Regions from separate parts of the Homo sapiens genome. Here region 1 is linked to region 2. A link is an interaction called in ENCODE POLR2A ChIA-PET data of the cell type or tissue named here. Cell type or tissue: OCI-LY7. All regions are shown on one strand. Links, peaks and the distances in the headings refer to the core of each region. The heading gives the core; the rest is flanking DNA.

What was found. ChIA-PET counts read pairs that join two places held together with the same protein. Peaks named below come from ENCODE experiments on the same cell type or tissue, not always from the same donor. Only the 100,000 strongest peaks of a DNase experiment are listed, where the experiment ranks them.
Region 1: POLR2A ChIA-PET joins it to region 2 with 16 read pairs; 2 of 35 experiments call an interaction of 5 or more read pairs at or near these places.

What each region holds. Positions count from the first base shown.
Region 1 is chr3:27,499,010-27,503,406 of GRCh38, reverse strand. No RefSeq gene overlaps it. Among named protein-coding and RNA genes, the nearest start is that of SLC4A7, 17 kb to the right of the region's middle. In OCI-LY7, for the core only: no CTCF peak of the experiment used is centred there; no DNase peak of the experiment used is centred there.
Region 2 is chr3:27,367,552-27,371,948 of GRCh38, reverse strand. It overlaps NEK10 (NIMA related kinase 10), which reads left to right and starts at 2,566. Exons shown (of 36, transcript NM_001394966.1): 1 at 2,566-2,724. RefSeq lists an enhancer at 2,808-3,308. In OCI-LY7, for the core only: no CTCF peak of the experiment used is centred there; a DNase peak (open chromatin) is centred at 2,438; H3K4me3 peaks cover 930 bases.

The DNA.
Region 1 (4,397 bases), core at 83-4,082, 130 kb before region 2:
CTGAGGTGGGAGAATCACTTGAATCCAGGAGGCGGAGGTTGTAGTGAGCCAAGATCATGCCACTTCCTTCCAGCCTGGGCCACAGAGCGAGACTCCGTCTCAAAAAAACACAACAAAAAATTAGCCAGGTGTGGTGGCGCACTCCTGTACTCCCAGCTACTTGGGAGGCTGGGGCAGGAGAATCGCTTAAAGCTGGGGAGGTGGAGGTTGCAGTGAACCAAGATTGCACCACTGCACTTCAGCCTGGGTGGCAGAGTGATACTCCACCTCAAAAAAAAAAAAAAAAAAAATATATATATATATATATGGGGTCCTTATATGAATTTATAAAATTATTTTAAACAAACATTGAAAATTATTTCTTTCCTTTTTTTTTTTTGAAACGGAGTCTCACTCTCTCGCTCAGGATGGAGTGAGTGGTGCGATCTCAGCTCACCACAACCTCCGCCTCCTGGGTTCAAGCAATTCTCCTGTCTCAGCTCCCCGAGTAGCTGGGATTATAGGTGCATGTCACCATGCCCAGCTAATTTTTGTACTTTTTAGTAGAGATGGGAGTTTCACCATGTTGGACAGGCTGGTCTCAAACTCCAGACCTTGTGATCCACTTGCCTCGGCCTCCCAAAGTGCTGGGATTACAAACGTGAGCCACAGCACCTGGCCAAAAATTATTTCTTAATAAATGTAGAGTATCCCAAGGTTACTACCTTGATGCAGAAATTACAATTTAAATGTAGAAGTTCTATAGTAAATATCTTTTTTTAAAAAAAAAACTTTTTTTGGTCAGTTCCATTTTTCTATATTGTCATTTCTATTTTCTTTCTTTTTTTTTTTTTTGAGTCACAGACTTGCTTTGTTGCCCAGGCTGGAGTGCAGTGGCGAGATCTCAGCTCACTGCAAACTCTGCCTCCTGGGTTCAAGTGATTCTCCTGTCTCAGCCTCCTGAGTAGCTGGGATTACAGGTGCCCACCACCACACCCAGCTAATTTTTGTATTTTTAGTATAGATGGGTTTTCGCTATGTTGGCCAGGCTGGTCTCGAACTCCTGACCTCAAGTGATCCCCCCCACCACCTTGGCCTCCCAAAGTGCTGGGATTACAGGCGTGTGCCACCACACCCGGCCTGGTTTTTTATTTTCTTAAACATTACTTTTTCACATAATCCCAGACACAAAAGGAATCTGCAGCTGGCCAGAATGTGGTTATTAGGAATAACCTATTTCCACAATCACATTATTCTCATAATTTCCACCATGACTTGTTTGCTGATTTATTGGAGCTTCCAAATTATGATTTTGTTCATTTCTTGAATCCTTGTGATAATCTATTTATTTTGCAATACCTTCTCTATCTAGGCCAGACACAGGCTTATTAGCTGTGTTACCTTAACTTCTTTATGCCTCAGCTTCCTCATAGGATTGTAGTGAGGACTAAGGAATTAACATATGCAAAGACCTTAGCGTACTGCTTGGCATATGGTAAATGCCACACAAGAACTTTATTATAGGCCGGGGTGTGTTGGTTTATCCCTGTAATCCCAGCAGTTTGGGAGGCGAGGTGGGAGGATTGCTTGAGACCAGGAATTGAAGACCAGCCAGGCAATATAGCAAGACCCTGTTTCTACAAAAACATATTTAAAAATTAGCCAGGTGTGGTGGCATGTGCCAGTAGTTCTAACCACTTGGGAGGCTAAGGCGGGAGGATCGCTTCAGCCTAGAAGCGCAAGGCTGCAGTGACCTATGATTGTGTCACTGCACACTACTCTGTTGTCCAGGGGAGTGCAGTGGCTCGATTTCAGCTCACTGCAACCTCCGCTTCCTAGGTTTAAGCAATTCTCCTGCCTCAGCCTCCCAAGTAGCTGGGATTACAGGCACGTGCCACCACACCTGGATAATTTTGTATTTTGGGTAGAGATAGGGTTTCACCCTGTTGGCCAGGCTGGTCTCGAACTCCTGACCTCAAGTGATCCACCTGCCTTGGCCTCCCAAAGTGCCAGGGTTACAGGTCTGAGCCATCATGCCTGGTCCCAATAATTATTATTATCTGGCCTTATGCATCTAGGTCAGAGGTAAACAAAGTTTTTCTCAGAAGGGCCACATAGTAGATATTTTAGGCTTTATAGGTTAGATGATCTCTGTCACAACTATTCAACTCCACCATTGTAACACCAAAGTCAGCCTTAAATAATACATAAGTGAATGAGCATGGATGTGTTCCAATAAAACTTTATAAAAACAGGCAGCTGGTCAGTTTTGGCCCATGGGCTGTCATTTGCTGATCCCTGACTAGGCCTTTTCAACTAAGGTTTGCATGTGGATGGCTGGGAAAGGCTTAGCCAGGAGTCAAGAATGGAGGAGCAACAGGACCCCAGTCATCTGAAGCCCAGGTCACAGTAGTAACAGGCCTCTGTAGATATTATGGCCAAAAGTAAGGGCAGAGTTGGCATCCCCATGGACAGTGGAGGTAGTGGTGCTGACAGGCTACAGCTGGAAAACAGGAAGATGACTCCATGTATTTCACTTTCCAGAATTAGTTTTGTCCTGACAAATTGATTCAGTGAGCATTTTATAAACACCTACTCAGTGCCTATGTATGTAGAAGTTTACTGTTGATCTACCTACGCAAATGCCATATTTCAACCAGCTAATATTCAGTAGCCATCTCTAATTTAATTATTAAAAACTAGAGAAAGGTTTTTGAGGGTGTTGCAGTCCCCAGATTTCTATAACATTTTTTTTTTTTTTAATGAGATGGCGTTTTGCTCTTGTTGCCCAGGCTGGAGTGCAATGGTGCCATCTCGGCTCACTGCAACCTTTGCCTCTCGGGTTCAAGAGATTCTCCTGTCTCAGCCTCCTGAGTAGCTGGGATTACAGGTGCATGCCACCACACCTGGCTAATTTTTGTATTTTTAGTAGAGATGGAGTTTCATCATATTGGTCAGGCTCATCTCGAACTCCTGACCTCAAGTGATCCACTTGCCTCGGCCTCCCAAAGTGCTAGGATTACAGGAATGAGCCACTGTGCCCAGCCTACATTCTTTATTCTTACAGTTTTTGGTGAACCTAAGTAATAAGAGAAACTGGAACCTATTTAGTTATACTGGCCCCTGACCTGTTTGGCAATTACTTCCCTCAGGACTGGCCTCAAAGGAACCAGAAAGTTAAGCTTCATGTGATTGCCTAAGTAGAGATAGTAAAGTAGATCTAGACAGATATATACTTGTTTTCTCTATGAATTTGATGTCTTAATGCATTTGGCAGTCAGCATGTCTTGTTTTGCAACAGTCTGCCAGTTTTGTGTGGCACTCTCCTTAAGATAACAAGATTTCCATGCTTGAGTACCAGATAGTCTGGATTCACATTGTACTTTTCAGGGGTAGAGCTTTTCCTACAATCCTGAGGATGATCCAGACTTAAGTTGGGCTCTTATGATATATAACAAAAGGCTTAGATTGATTCATTCAGGAAGTATATTAATGTTAGCATCTTAGTTTATTTCCTTTCAATCATCTAATTGTTAACTTTTTTATGTATTACCTTCAGTTGATCATGTATAGATAGCTACAATTGATTCTATAAAAAAAAAAAAAACTTTTTTCCTTCTGCTCTCACATACTGAACACTGGACACCAGATGTGTGTGGGTTTTTCTCCACACACCAAGCAATTCTCTAGTGGACAATAGCTGGGTGTTCGACAATTAAATTCAATTCTGACACTAACTGGAGTCTGCACTGGTTAAGGGCTCACAGGTTAAGGGCTCAATCCCACAAGAAGACTGTCCCACACTTGAGAAACCAATCCCAAGCAGTAGGTTTCTGGTTACTTACAACTTCTCCCCCACTTGGTTGGAGGTTCTCACAATCCTCTCCTCAGATGGATTAATTTGCTAGAGTGGCTCACAGAACTCAGGAAATACTTATATTGACCAGTTTATTATATTAATAAAGGATATGATAAAGGACACAGAAGAACCATTAGATCAAGAGATACATAGGGCGAGGACTGGCAGGGTTCTCTCCCTGTGGAGTTGGGTTGTACCACCCTCCTGACATATTTATGTGTTCGCTAACCCTGAAACTCTCTGAACCCCATACTTTTTGAATTTTTATAGAATTCTGGATTCTATAAGAATTCTGGATTATTAAGTCCATTTCCAGTCCCTCACCCCTCTCTGGAGTATGAGAACTGTGGCTGAAAGTTTCAAGCCTCACCAGGTGAGGTAGCTCACGCCTGTAATCCAAGCACTTTGGGAGGCTGAGGCGGGAGGATCAGCTGAGGTCAGAGGTCAGGAGTTCAAGACCAGCCTGGCCAACGTGGTGAAACCTCATCTCTACTAAAAGTACAAAAATTAGCCAGGCGTGGTGGCAAGCGCCTGTAATCCCATCTACTCAGGAAGTTGA
Region 2 (4,397 bases), core at 220-4,219:
ACTGAAAAACATCTGATAACCTCACCATGAATTTGATAGCCTTTGGAATAAGATGGGGATAGACACTTATGTTTTTGGAAATTTCATTTGAAAATGTAGTTTACATTTATTTTAGGGGAAAATTTTTTTTGTCAATTTATAATTCCTAGCTACAGACCTTTGAGATTCTGCAAGAGGAGAGAGGAAAAGAGTTAGCTCTCTTTGATCTGGCCAATAAAGGCATATCTGATCTCTTGAGTATCACTTCTTTTCATGGTTGACCCATACGTTCCTACCTCTGTGCTTTTAATGAAAACATTTCTGCTGTTTAGAAAACCTTTCTGCTTTTCTTTCAAAGCCCAATTTAAGTTCTGCCTTTACTTCAAATTGTACTCAGCCTTCTGCTTTCAGTCTACAAGATCATTCTCATTCCTCCACTTAGATTGTGTGTGTGTGTGTGTGTGTGTGTGTGTGTGAATAGCCTTTTCTTGTTCTAGACCATTGGGCTAAAGTATTTATAAATTTTGGGAAGTGGTTTTATCTTCTTGTTGAGGTGATCCTGAATATCTACTTACATGCAGATTTGTTACCTTTATGCTGTAGTTAGGACATTATGCTGTTTTACTTTTGAACTGTATAATTTACGTTATGCATTTCATTTAAAAAAAGGCCTTAGAAAAATATGTTTTCATAGTTTTGAGCCTTGCTATATAAGCTATAAGCTTGGTGCAAGATCTCTTGTGGGATTTTATTTTGTGTCATTTTACAGAGGGACCCTTAACATTTGAGATGATAGTGTATGTGTCTTTTAGAGGCAGTGTCATTCTTGCCTCTTAATCGCTGCAGCTTTCAGGGAAGTTCAGGAATATTCTGGGATGGCCAAAACATTAGTTTAAGACTTTAATTTTACTGAGTAGTGGAAAGATGGGAAGCACAATTGGTATTCTGGTGAAGATGAGAAGTTCAGTGCAGTCATGTCTCACTGCTTAATGTTTATTTTTTGAGATAGAGTCTTGCTGTGTCTCTCAGGCTGGAGTGCAGTGGCATGATCTTGGCTCACTGCACCTCTGCTTCCTGGGTTCAAGTAATTCTTGTGCCTCAGCCTCCTGAGTAGTAGGGACTAGCATGTGCCACCATGCCCGGCTGATTTTTCTGTTTTTAGTAGAAACAGGGTTTGGCCATGATGGCCAGGCTGGTCTCGAACTCCTAACCTCAAGTGGTCCTCCTGCCTCGGCCTCCCAAAGTGCTAGGATTACAGGTGTGAGCCACCAAGCCAGGCCGACTGCTTAACATTTAGAATGTATGTACAGAATACTTTTTCTACTCAGCATCGGTCTTCCTGCCCCGTCACCTTGTTTTGTTTTATTGGTAACATTAATCCTGATTGTTTTAGATCTCTGAAGTTTAATTAGTTCTGCTATACTCACCAGAGTTTGGCTTTCATCTCGCCTTTCTGCATTTCCAAAATAGGACCGTCTTCATTTTAAAAAATGCTTTCAATTACCCAAGCTTAAGTATTGTTAATCCAATGGGCCTACTTACTATCCACACCAGAAAAACGTTAGGGTTCACTGTATTCATTTAAAATCCAGTTTGGGAAGATGTAACCACCAGACACACACACGAGCGTTTAGTGATACCAAGATGAGGTTGAACAGGGCCCAGTACTCGAAGAAATCGTCGAAGGAGCATCATCGTGGTTAAGACCAGACTCGAAGTAGGTTTTACCCTGACTCCATCACTAGCTCTGCCATACTGGACTACTTAGGAAACTTCTTGTGCCTCCATTTTATAACTAAGTGAAATAAGGAAAGAATTTGAAATCGTGCCCGGCACAAAATTAAGCACTTAATAGATTGGCATTTTTCATTTATTTAAAGTTACAGAATGTCAGGTATATTTTTAAAGCGTTATCTAATGCAGTTCAGAAATTTTAAAGAAGCTCCAGACTTTCACAAAAGGTGAAGTGACTTGCCCAAAGCCACAAAACGAACTGGCGATAGTTATACTATACAGGTTTCTTGAATCCCAGGTCACTCTTTTTGTGAAAAATACGGTGCTGTGGCACCTTATTCTCATTGCCTGTGGCTTGAGTAACTGAAGACGTTTTCATGCCATATGAAAGGTATTTAGCATGCTGCATTGATTCCTTATCAGATTAAATCTTTGCTTTTAAAGAGAATTGATTTTTAGCCCATAGCAATTCTTGAAAGTAAACACTCCAAGATGAAGCTGCCCTTTCCCATCAAAGGTTAGACACCCTAAATCCAGAAAAATCTTCAACGTGTAGGAGACCTGTTCACAGGTAGCTCTAGGTTCCGGTGAAGTGGCTGCAGCACAGCCTTCAGCATCACTTGCTGCCTCTTCTGCTTGCAAGCTTGGTGGTGGATCTAGCGCGTCTCTGGTTGCTACGGCGATTCCCCGGCAGGCGTCATCCGTCGCTATGGCGTTCTGCACTGCGCAGCATGGCTGCTCCCGATTGGCTGAGGCGCCCCAGGTGGCGGAGGAAGAATTGTCGGCATTGGCCTGGCCAGCGCTGGTTGGTGGCCTGGAGGAGGATTTGATTGGAAAACCAACGGTGCAGCTGGCCGCGGTGTCCCTGAGGTTGAGGGGACCGGGAATAGGCTGGGGGGAGGACGGGACGGGCTGAGACTGGACGGGACCCCCGGTCTGCAGCAGCAGGTGACAGCAGCAGGGACAATGATAAGGAGATTGGCCTGAAGGAGGGACCGTCCCTCCCGCGCGGTGAGTAGGCGGGAGCCGGTGCTCGGCTGTGCCGGCGAGCAGCTTGAGTCAGGGTCTCCGGGGAGACGTCCTCAGGTCCCTGTGGAGCGGCCCCGAAGCCTCGGGAGCCAGCTTCACTAGACAAGAGGCAGAGGTAGAGAATGCGGCTGTGGTGGGTAAGTGAGTCACTGCGTGAGGCAGTCTTTTCAAAGCAGGTGGGTTTGTGTTGGACGGATGGATGGTGGGAAAGCGCCATCAACGATGCTTCTTGGCGCTTCCATTTTGATAACGGAATTATTCTGGTTAAATGGAGCCTGAATGTGTCTCTTCCAATCTGCTCCGACGCCTCTGGAGGTTCATTCTTCATCTCTATGAGCGTCGCTTTTCTGCCTTCTCCTTACAGGATGCTGCTTTGACTTTGCCCCTCTGCTTTTCTGCCCTACTTCGGTGAGCCCTTCCACTTCCTCGCCTCAGGCACCATCTATCTGACGATGATTAGAAAGTCTCCAACTGGAACCTAGCCTGCTCTACTAACTGTCAGACCCCAAAATCCAGCTGCCAAGTTAACGCCACACATGTGCAACCCTGAACGCCATCTTCCCCATGTCTGCTGCTGCTCTTGGATTCCCTATTTTGGGCATCACTATCCATTCAGCTTTCAAAAACTACACTCTAGACGACATCCATGACACTTACTGCTGCTTCCTCTGCATCTCTATCAATTATCAAGACTATCCCTTCTTAATAGGTGTTGAATCAATTCCCACATTACCATCTCTATTTTTACTGTCTCAATTTCCACCATCGGTTGGTTAAATTCAACACCCATCTGGCTTCTCCGATTCTAGTCTGGCCCTATCTATCCAATCCACTTTTTTCCCCACCATTGTTGAACTGATATATATATATGTGTATATATATATATATGGAGTCCTTCTAAAAAAGACTCCTTTTTTAGAAGGAGTCTTGCTGTGCTGCCAGGCTGGAGTGCAGTGGAGCGATCTCAGCTCACTGCAGCCTCCGCCTTCCGGGTTCAACCAATTCTCATGCCTCAGCCTCCAGAGAGCTGGGATTACAGGCGCGAGCCACTACGCCTGGCTAATTTTTGTATTTTTAGTAGAGAAGGGGTTTCACCATGTTGGTCAGGCTGGTCTCGAACTCCTGATCTCAGGTGATCCACCCGCCTCAGCCTCCCAAAGTGCTGGAATTACAGGCGTGAGCCACCGTGCCCGGCTAAACTGATCTTTTTAAAACGCACATAAGGGCATTTCCCTTCCCTACTTAAAGTCCTGCAATGATTCCCCATTACCCTAATCCAATCTTTAGTTAGGCCTTCTATCAGCAGTTCCATCTTGATTGTTCCCAGAATATGTCACATTCTCTCCTGTGTGTAATTATCTCACCTGTTGCTCACACTGCCTGGAATGGACTTTCCTTTTTGCACCCCCACACTCCTGCTCTCACTCCCCAATCATTTTCTGTATGTTGCTTGATTACTGTTTCTTTCTCTGGACTGCCTCTGTGACGGCAGAGACCATCTTTGTCTCAGTCACTATTGTTATATATATCCAGCATTTAGCCCAGTGCAAGACATCGTAACAGGTGTTCAACAAATACTTGTTAACTGACTGAATCTCTAAAATGAGAAGTTACTGTTTGCCATGGTATCTTTATTTCTTCCAGAAAAGTCAGAA